Regions from separate parts of the Homo sapiens genome. Here region 1 is linked to region 2. The links are chromatin contacts, found by Hi-C or POLR2A ChIA-PET in ENCODE. All regions are on one chromosome and are shown on one strand. The core of a region is the stretch at or near the end of the contact, and the rest is flanking DNA. Distances in the headings are between cores, read along the strand shown. Region 1 overlaps LINC00924 (long intergenic non-protein coding RNA 924). Region 2 has its middle 67 kb from the start of LETR1.

What was found. Hi-C counts contacts between places; a loop is a spot of excess contacts on that map. ChIA-PET counts read pairs that join two places held with the same protein, here RNA polymerase II (POLR2A). Pooled maps may share reads with other maps.
Region 1: a map of endothelial cell of umbilical vein shows a loop between it and region 2 (5-fold over the local background). The contact joins two enhancer-like sites. A Hi-C loop is called at or near these places in 8 of 168 maps with a recorded cell type or tissue (aorta, cardiac septum, endothelial cell of umbilical vein and 4 more) and 7 of 50 pooled maps. POLR2A ChIA-PET finds 5 or more read pairs at or near these places in 1 of 52 experiments (GM12878).

Annotation. Positions count from the first base shown.
Region 1 is chr15:95,455,524-95,459,582 of GRCh38, forward strand. The region is part of intron 3 of LINC00924 (long intergenic non-protein coding RNA 924); the gene reads left to right. Among named protein-coding and RNA genes, the nearest start is that of LINC00924, 24 kb to the left of the region's middle. Within about 2 kb of position 2,183, at least 5 of the 41 ENCODE cell types and tissues checked have a DNase peak (open chromatin) inside an H3K27ac peak, as active enhancers do; they include endothelial cell of umbilical vein and testis, where a contact is called at or near this core.
Region 2 is chr15:95,258,281-95,262,629 of GRCh38, forward strand. No RefSeq gene overlaps it. Among named protein-coding and RNA genes, the nearest start is that of LETR1, 67 kb to the right of the region's middle. Within about 2 kb of position 1,316, at least 8 of the 41 ENCODE cell types and tissues checked have a DNase peak (open chromatin) inside an H3K27ac peak, as active enhancers do; they include endothelial cell of umbilical vein and testis, where a contact is called at or near this core.

The DNA.
Region 1 (4,059 bases), core at 933-3,432, 200 kb after region 2:
GGACCTTGAACCAATATATATATTTTTTTCCTCAGAGCATTTCCTTCCAACTTGGTAAATGAGGGGAAAACTGCCAGGTGATCTACCTCAGAGCCTCTTTCCAACTGGAACATGCTTATGTTTCAGATCTCTCTATTTAAAGCATAGTTTCATATAGATGGCAGAGTTATAACTTGGCAGCTAAGATAAAGTGATGATAGGACCTTTAAGGACTTCCTAACTGTTTCTCAACGAAGTTTTATGATGGTGAAAATGTGCAAACCACAAATGACTAAAGCCTTAAATGGTTAGGAAGTGGATGCACCCCCACCCCCACCCATAGTTTAAATGGAAATCTCTTGAAAAGGGTACCCCTGACACTCCCACCAATTTCCTGGTAAGAGGCACGCCAAAAATACCAAGGAAGTAGTTTCCCTTAGAATACTTTAGTTCCTGTGCTATAGGATCAAAGCAGGAAGTGAAGAGAAAAACACCACAAATAATCAAAAGACTTCCTGCCTTAGTTTGACATTCTCAAGCAGTTAGGTCTGAATTCACATAGGATGCTGGGTATCCCTAAGGTGACTTTTCTTAGACATTGTCTCTAGTTTCTACTTAAGACAGTGCCCAATAGTACTGCCAAGCCATCCCTTGACCATACTTGACTTGGCTATGTTAAGTACCATGTTGAGTTAAAAAAAAATGCAAAGCATGGTTCCTGCTTGTGTCAGGCGCCTTGCTGCGGCCTCAAAGCACCAGGCTGCTTCTCAGCACGAGGATATTTGCAAATGTGATTGTGCTTTCTCTGCGAAGAATGCCCTTCTACTCTTTTTCTCTTCAAAATCCAATGTTAGTGCCTTCCTAATCCCTATTCACTCTTTAAAATTTCACGTGGCATTATCCCTCTTCCAGAATGCCTCTTATACCATCCTATTAAGGATTCACCATAGCACCCAAGGCACACTTTTATCTCAGCACTTTGCGCATCTATTTTATTGACTGCTCCATTTTTCTGTTTTCCCTGGAAATTTGCACTTTGTATCTCAGGCCTCTGCCACGGAACTTGGGGCTTAGGAAGTGTCCAACTGATGTTTGAAAATTAATAAATGAATGAAAGAATAAATCTTATTGTGACTGCTATATAACAAACCATTCCAAAAGGTAGTGGCTTTAGACAGCTAGGGTTTATGATCACTCATGCATCCGGAGATCAGTTAGGACATAGTTGATCATAGCTAAGCTTGGCTGGGATGGCTCAGCTGATTCTGTTCTCTATGTTCTTCATCTTCCCCTTGGGACAAACAGTGCTGCCCAGGTATGTTCTCATGGCTAAGCATAAGCATAAGAAAGAAAGCAATACCATGCAATGCCTCTTAGGGCATGCTCTCATTTCTACCTTATTCTTTTGGCCACAGCAAGTCATATGGGTAACCCTAAGTCAGGGGATAAGCTCATATACTTATCTCCTTAAGTCACATGTGAAAATCACACATCATAGGCCATAGATACAAGGAGAGATAAAAAATTGGTCACAATAATAAAACCAAACCTATCAAAAAGAAAATGCTAACAACCATGTTAAGAACAGAAAATTTGAATACTAACAGAGCCATTTGACCAATCTCAAGTATTAACGACTCTATCTTCATGTCACCAACATATAACCCAGCCACTTTAATGGCACATGTGTCCCATAAATATTTACCAGATTGTGTTAGATCATAGGAAGTAAATAGAGAAATCACAATTGGACGCATCCTGGTAAATTTAATTTTATGCTTTTTAGAAAGAAAATACTCATGGCAGGCACATGCAAGTGTTATGGACACAAAATGAAAAGCTAAATGATAAATGTTTATCTTGTATGCATGAAGATACTTTGACTTCTGTTTACATATGTCACCGTGGAAGCTGGTTTAAAAACATTTAAGTCCCCCTAGTAGTTCCACATCCAACGACTCCCTTTCTCCTGGACACCTTCTTATTTTCCTTATAACAAGTTTGGAGAAAGGTCAGGTAGGCATTGCTGGCAAGTCTTCTTTTCAGAGTTTCTGCTCAATCACAGAGCTGATGTTCAATCTCCGAAGTCGAGGCGTTGATTTACCAGGAAGAACATAGTTAACTTAAAAGCAGAAAAAGCCCCGGTGGTAATCAAGCCCTGTGAATTCCTGGCCCTCTTCCCCGGAGGCCCAGTGGGGCCCACTCAACGGGCCAACCCCACACCATGCATACTGGATTGGTGGTCCTCTTATCATAGAAAATTCCGCCAGTGTGGCCAAAACATACAAAAGGAAGCACACAAGAAAAAATGTGAATATAATATGCAGGCCCTGGATTGAGTTTTATGAAAAGAAAAAAAAAAGAGGGGAATTTTTCTTAGTTCTTTTTCATAGTTCATAGGATAAGAAATAACAAGACAGATTGCTTATCAAATGTGAGTAGTTTTACTATTTTTTGTGGCAAATTAGACACTAAAAGGGCAGGTTTAAAGTCTGTCCTAATTTTGCCTTATAATCAGATAATTTAAATTTGACTATAAATAGAATCATACATTTTCCCACGATCTGCCTTTCATTTCACACAGAAAGAGTTGTATTATGTATTGAAAACATACAAATCCAGGCATTCTCAAAACTTCTTTCTTTTTTGACTTTAGCTTGTGATAATACAGTATGGTATCGGAATCCTGCCCTATGGCTACAAAACATTAAATTTCTTGAGGCAAAAAGATGCTTGTCGTTCTCGTTTAATCTACCAGAATTTCAGAATCTTGTACTTCCAATTTCAGAAGAAGTAAAAGATGAGAATGTGCTGTCCTCTCTTGCCTGGCCTGGCCCAGTCTCCCTGATTTGTTTCAATATACAGAGACTTCCCTATATAAGCCACCTCCAACTCCAGCATTTGCATTTTTCCACCTTTCTGCTTGTTTATAGTTCCCCTCCATTTTCTTCCAGGAAAAAGTGTGCAAACAACAAATGCATGTTCTGATCTTATTTGAGCAACAAAATCTTGACAGCGTTCTCACCACCATCAGGAAAAAATTCCTTCCATGAACCTAACCCTAGAAAATGCAAAAATTATTGACAAATGTAATGCAGTGGTCAACTTCTTATCTGTAGCCTACAAAACATTAGACATTAGTTTGTTGATGGGAATTAATACGGCCCAAAGTCCTCATTCATTCTTGACAGTTCTATCATATTACTCCATAAGATGCTAAGATATTAGTTGCTGGAGGTGGGGGCAGGGGAGAGAGAATTGATAGAGATGGGAAACTAAGCTGCTCTGCAAATATTCACAGCTGCAGCTTTCTGTAATCATGCTCCTCTTTCCAGTTTCCAGTGGACTTTGAAAAGACAAATTCATAAGAGTTATTTAGCCATAAAAGGGAATCAACTCCTAAGCCCGGCTTCCTGAAGACCTCAGAAACTGAATTACCACAGCACTCCCTAAGGTCCAGAACACAGATTTTTGTTCCCCTCCCACATCCCTATCCCAAAGAAAAGAGTTTTCCCACTAGCTAAAATAATTAAAAACATTCTCAGAATAGAACACAAAATGTTTCTGGTTTGAATACGAGCCTATTTTCAGGAAAAAAAAAATCAATGTATTGCATATTTACAGTTTGATATTACAACAGCAGTGAAACTATCCGTTTGAGGACTTAATTGCATATAAAAATAAATAAATAAAATGTGCAAGGGTAGTGTGTTCTTTCTTGATGTTGTTCTGCCTACCTTTTTGATTTGTTAACTAACTTCAGGGGAGAATCCTTAAAAGGAGGAATACACCAGCCCATATAAAGTCGCTGGTTATCTCTGAACTGGAACTTAGTTTTTTAAATCCTGTCTAGGTAAATTACCTTTCCAGTGCAGGGTATTTCCTTTTAGGAGATTCCTCAGAAAGAGCCTCCAGGGAACTGACTAACTTTTTAATGGTTCACTCAGATTAAGAGGAAGGAAATGTGAACTCCTTTGGGGGCAGGAGGCACCACTCTAGGCTGTCTGCATCCTGTAATTCTTCCCAAGTCCGTGAATCATACTTTTAAGACTCCTTTTCAAGGGCATTTGTCTTCCTTTA
Region 2 (4,349 bases), core at 66-2,565:
ATATTTTTCTCTCAAAAAGTTAAAAATGACTTGTGGATTTTGCTTAAACATTTAAAAATTCATTTTTTCAATGATCAAGAATTACCAAAATGATTGATATTTGTGTTGTTATTGTTTCTAAATATAATAGTGCTGCTTAAAATGGTCATGATATGCATTTACTTTAGATGACACTTTAGGTGACTTATAAAATGCATAGTTTAGACTGCATAGGCATTCTGAGTTTGCATTAACATAAAAAATGTGCATTCTAATCCCACTTAGGTAACATAGAGAAAAAGTCTACACATCAGGAGAAAACAACTAAAATGGAGATAGGAACTTGTTTTTTGGACACCTTTTGGCACCCACCATCACAGATTTTACAGTCTCAATTTCTCCTGCACAGATCCCACTGACAAAGGGTATTACATTTTGCTGACATCAGTGACCTGGCATCACGGAATTATTCCCTGCTTCGGTTTACAGAGGAATAAACCAGTAATTAATTATATATCAGAACATGAGAATCGACCTGGCAATAATGTACAGGCTAAGAACTCTATTTACATATGTAGGTTATTTAAAATATGTCTTGTTAAATAAATATTTAAAACACTTCCTTATTTAGCTTATACACTGTTTGGACTGAAGCTGCAATCCTCATTGCAGAATGTTCGAAAGAGTAAGAGTGTTGTCAGAGATTTTCATCTCTGCCTGACCTGCAAAATCTCCTCTTTGTGCATGGCAGGGCATACAAAAAATCTCTTTAATGAAAACAACAACATAAACTATCTCTATTGGCACTGACATAAATAATGAAAGTAGAAATTTCATCCTGAGAAAATCACAAAACTTATTTTTAGGTTGAGGGAAGTAGAACAAGAGGCCCAGGCATAAATTAATCACAATCGACATGACCACCTCAGAGAGAGCAGTTAAAAGTAGACAGTAAGGGAAACAAATGATTTCACAGAAAAATGTTCTCCTCGCTGTTGGTCTTTTTCCCCTTGTAAATATCCAGAATTGCTTTTAAAGTGGAAATAAAATAAAATACAGGACTTAAGACTTTTCCGTATCTCTCAAATCAATATACAGCCACAATTTTGAAACAACCATAATAATGAGAATACACAAGACAACTCCAATAATGTGGGAAGACAAACTTTGCAATTCACATCATGGCCACACTAAGACTCAGTTAGGGTCCCAGAAGGTATTCAATGTATTTCTGGGGGCTCAGAAATTAGCTTTTTTTGGGAGGATATCTCTATACCTGCAACTGCCCAGTTTTCTCCAGAGCATGTTTGCTCCCTTCAGAATGGAATCCCGACCATGACGATTTCTGATCCACCAGGGGGAGCAGTTCACCAGCACAAAACAAGCCTTCCCCAAAGGAAGTCGCTGAAGGCGCCTTTTCCTCTCAATTTACACAGCTGACAACGACTCTGATTTTTATCAGTTCTCCTAGATGTGGCACTCATATACCTCATACTGATTTCATATGCCTGACCTCATGCTGGTGGGATATGTGTTGTTCCATCACGGACACATATGCCCATGAGCAGGTTTTTCTGTAGGACTTGACATTCAGTCCTTGTAATTTATAGAAATTCCTTGTTTTATTATAGGAAGTAATTTAGTCTCTGCTTCTTCGCCAGCTTTTATGGACAAAACCGATAGATTTATCAAACTGCTTATTTCATACTTATTCTAGGGCAAGGACATAGTGGAGAAGCTGATCTTTGGGGTGTGTGTAAGGAGGTATGTGTGGGAGAGGTACTCCCCCGCAAGGTCTTGAAGCCAGGCATCTACCACAGCTTGCTGATAGCACCCCTTCTTTCTCCAGCAAGCCTTTTTCCTGCCCTCAGACTAGAGCCCTGGGACTCGGAAGGAAAACAGCTGCCAGAGAAAGGCCAGTGTTGGTGATAAGCTCTTTGTGTGCAAGCTCAGACTTGAGACCAGCCTGTCCAAACAAAACAGCGGTGGACTTCAGGAGAGCTGTGTATGGGTAGAGAACCTCAAGCCTGCTGGTGAAAAAGCCAACCAGAGGACTACACTAGCCCTTGTTTTGCAAATGGCTCCACAATCCACTGAAGGAATTTCCCTAGGGGCGCCAAGTTTTAACTTTGACAGAAGCCAGTCCTTTTGGCCCCTTATCCCAAGTCTCTACCCTGGCACTTCAGCTCACTGCTCTCTGACAGTCCTTACTTCTTAAGGTGTAGACTCTGATCAGCAGCTTTGGCATCAGCTGGGAAATTGTTAGACATGCAGAACCTCAGGCCCCATCCTGGACTTTTGGAGTCAAAATCTGCCTTAAAAAAAAAAAAAAAAACAGGTGACTAAAGTGCATGAAAGTTGAAACTATGCACAAAGACTCTTGTCTCTGAATAGGTCTGCTTCTATTAGGATGCAGAAAAGATGCATAGTTGTGTTCTTCAAATAGAAGTCATAGATGTCAAGATTATTACACGGCCTTATCATATACGTAACCAAACTCTCAAAGCAGCAGGGACAAAGCAGAGAATTTAGTCTTTCAAAGAAAAGACTTGGTTCTGGAACATAGCAGCTTTCTGGCACCTCATTTGTACTTCATAGGTACTGACTCCATTGGGAAGATTAAGTGAGCACCTGACACACAGAAGATTCAGTTGACCCTTCTTTTCCTCTAAAATTGAGTTTTCAATCTATGAAAATCAACCCGGGATTTGGCTATTAACATTTTTTTCTTTAACTTTACTATTTTCTGCCTTTTTTTTTGAAGGTAAGGTTTTGCTCTGTCACTCAAGCTGAAGTGCAGTGATGCAATCATAGCTCACTGCAGCAGCCTCGAATTACGGAGCCCAAACAATTCTTCTATCTCAGCCTCCCAAGTACCTCAAACTAGAGGCACACGCCAATACACACAGCGAATTTACTTTATTTTATTTTTGTAGAGATGGGGGTCTCATTATGTTACCCAGGCTGGTCTTGAACTGCTGGCCTCAAGTGATCTTCTAACTTCAGACTCCCAAAGTACTGGGATTACTGGCATGAGCCGCCTTGGCTACCTTTGCTAATATTTTATTACTTCTGAATAAACCGTGGAGAAAGAAATAAATCTTAAGCCATCCTATATATTTACTCATTAGTTGCTTTGTTTAATGGCTTTGAAGAGGAGAAAGTTGAAAGAGCTAAAATAATCATTTGAGATTTCTGATGAGATTCCAAGACTTACCTTGGACACTGTTTTATCAAGGCTAACTAAAGAAGGGGAATTTATTCTAGAAAAAATAATAAAGAACTATCTCATTAAAAATACCCCCCAAACAGCTAATTTCCAACCACACATCTGTTAATATTGTCTCCTGAACACTCACAGCTGGATGGAGTTAGTGACAGGTATTTGAGGTGTCGTAATAGGACACATTGTCTGTATTTCTTTGATGACTTAAGGAGCAATATTCTGCATTGCTCATTTTTTCTCTGGCCTTTACACTATTCTTTTGCAAATGCTGTAATGTGATATTCTGAATTTTGGCACAAATTCGTTAGAAGGCAAAACTATCCTGAGTATCAACTGCTTGGTTACCAAGTTGGATGTAATCCCTTCCGAGGAAAATCAGTTATAGAATTATGATATTGGGTTTATTTCCTGACAGGGTAGAGATTTAGCATGGCAGACAAGAGGGAAGGCTATCCTCAAATCTGATGTCCTGGTTTTGCCCAGGCCTGACCAAGACATTTAAATTCTTCACACATCGAAGAGACTCCTGGGTTCCGGGCCCCTCTATAAGGTCTGGGGTGGGCATGGGGCAGGGGAGGGTAAACATGCAGCTCAATGTGAACAGCGTGGGAGGGAAAATTGGCTTGCATACAGGGAGCTAATATCCAGAGAGTTTTTGACAGCTTCTCCCAAGATCTTCTTTCCTGCCCTTCCAGATGGCCTTCCTCAGACAGTTTTCCTCTCTGGGGTCTGTCATTCAATTTTCAAAGGAAATAGCGACATTCCAACGACTAAACTAAAGAGAAGTATTTACTTGTTATTCCAGACCTACTTCAAAGGACATACAGATTTAATAAAATATAAGCAACTTCGTTATTTACTCCTCACCCCTAAACCAACTTCATTGTTTTACTCAGTAGTCCAGATAATTTCCTTACTATTCAGTTTATATTCCAGAACATCACATTTTATCGGTTTCAGCTTCCAAATATTCGGCATGATGTGCCCCTACCCCAATTAATATTATAAGCTTCTGTAGAAACCTAGCAAGAGGAATGTTGAATTAATATGAATGTATCTGATTTATTAAAATTTCATCTTGAATAGAGATGGAAAGAATAGGCAGAGAAAGGGAGATAAGTCTCCTCCTGATGCAGACTCATTG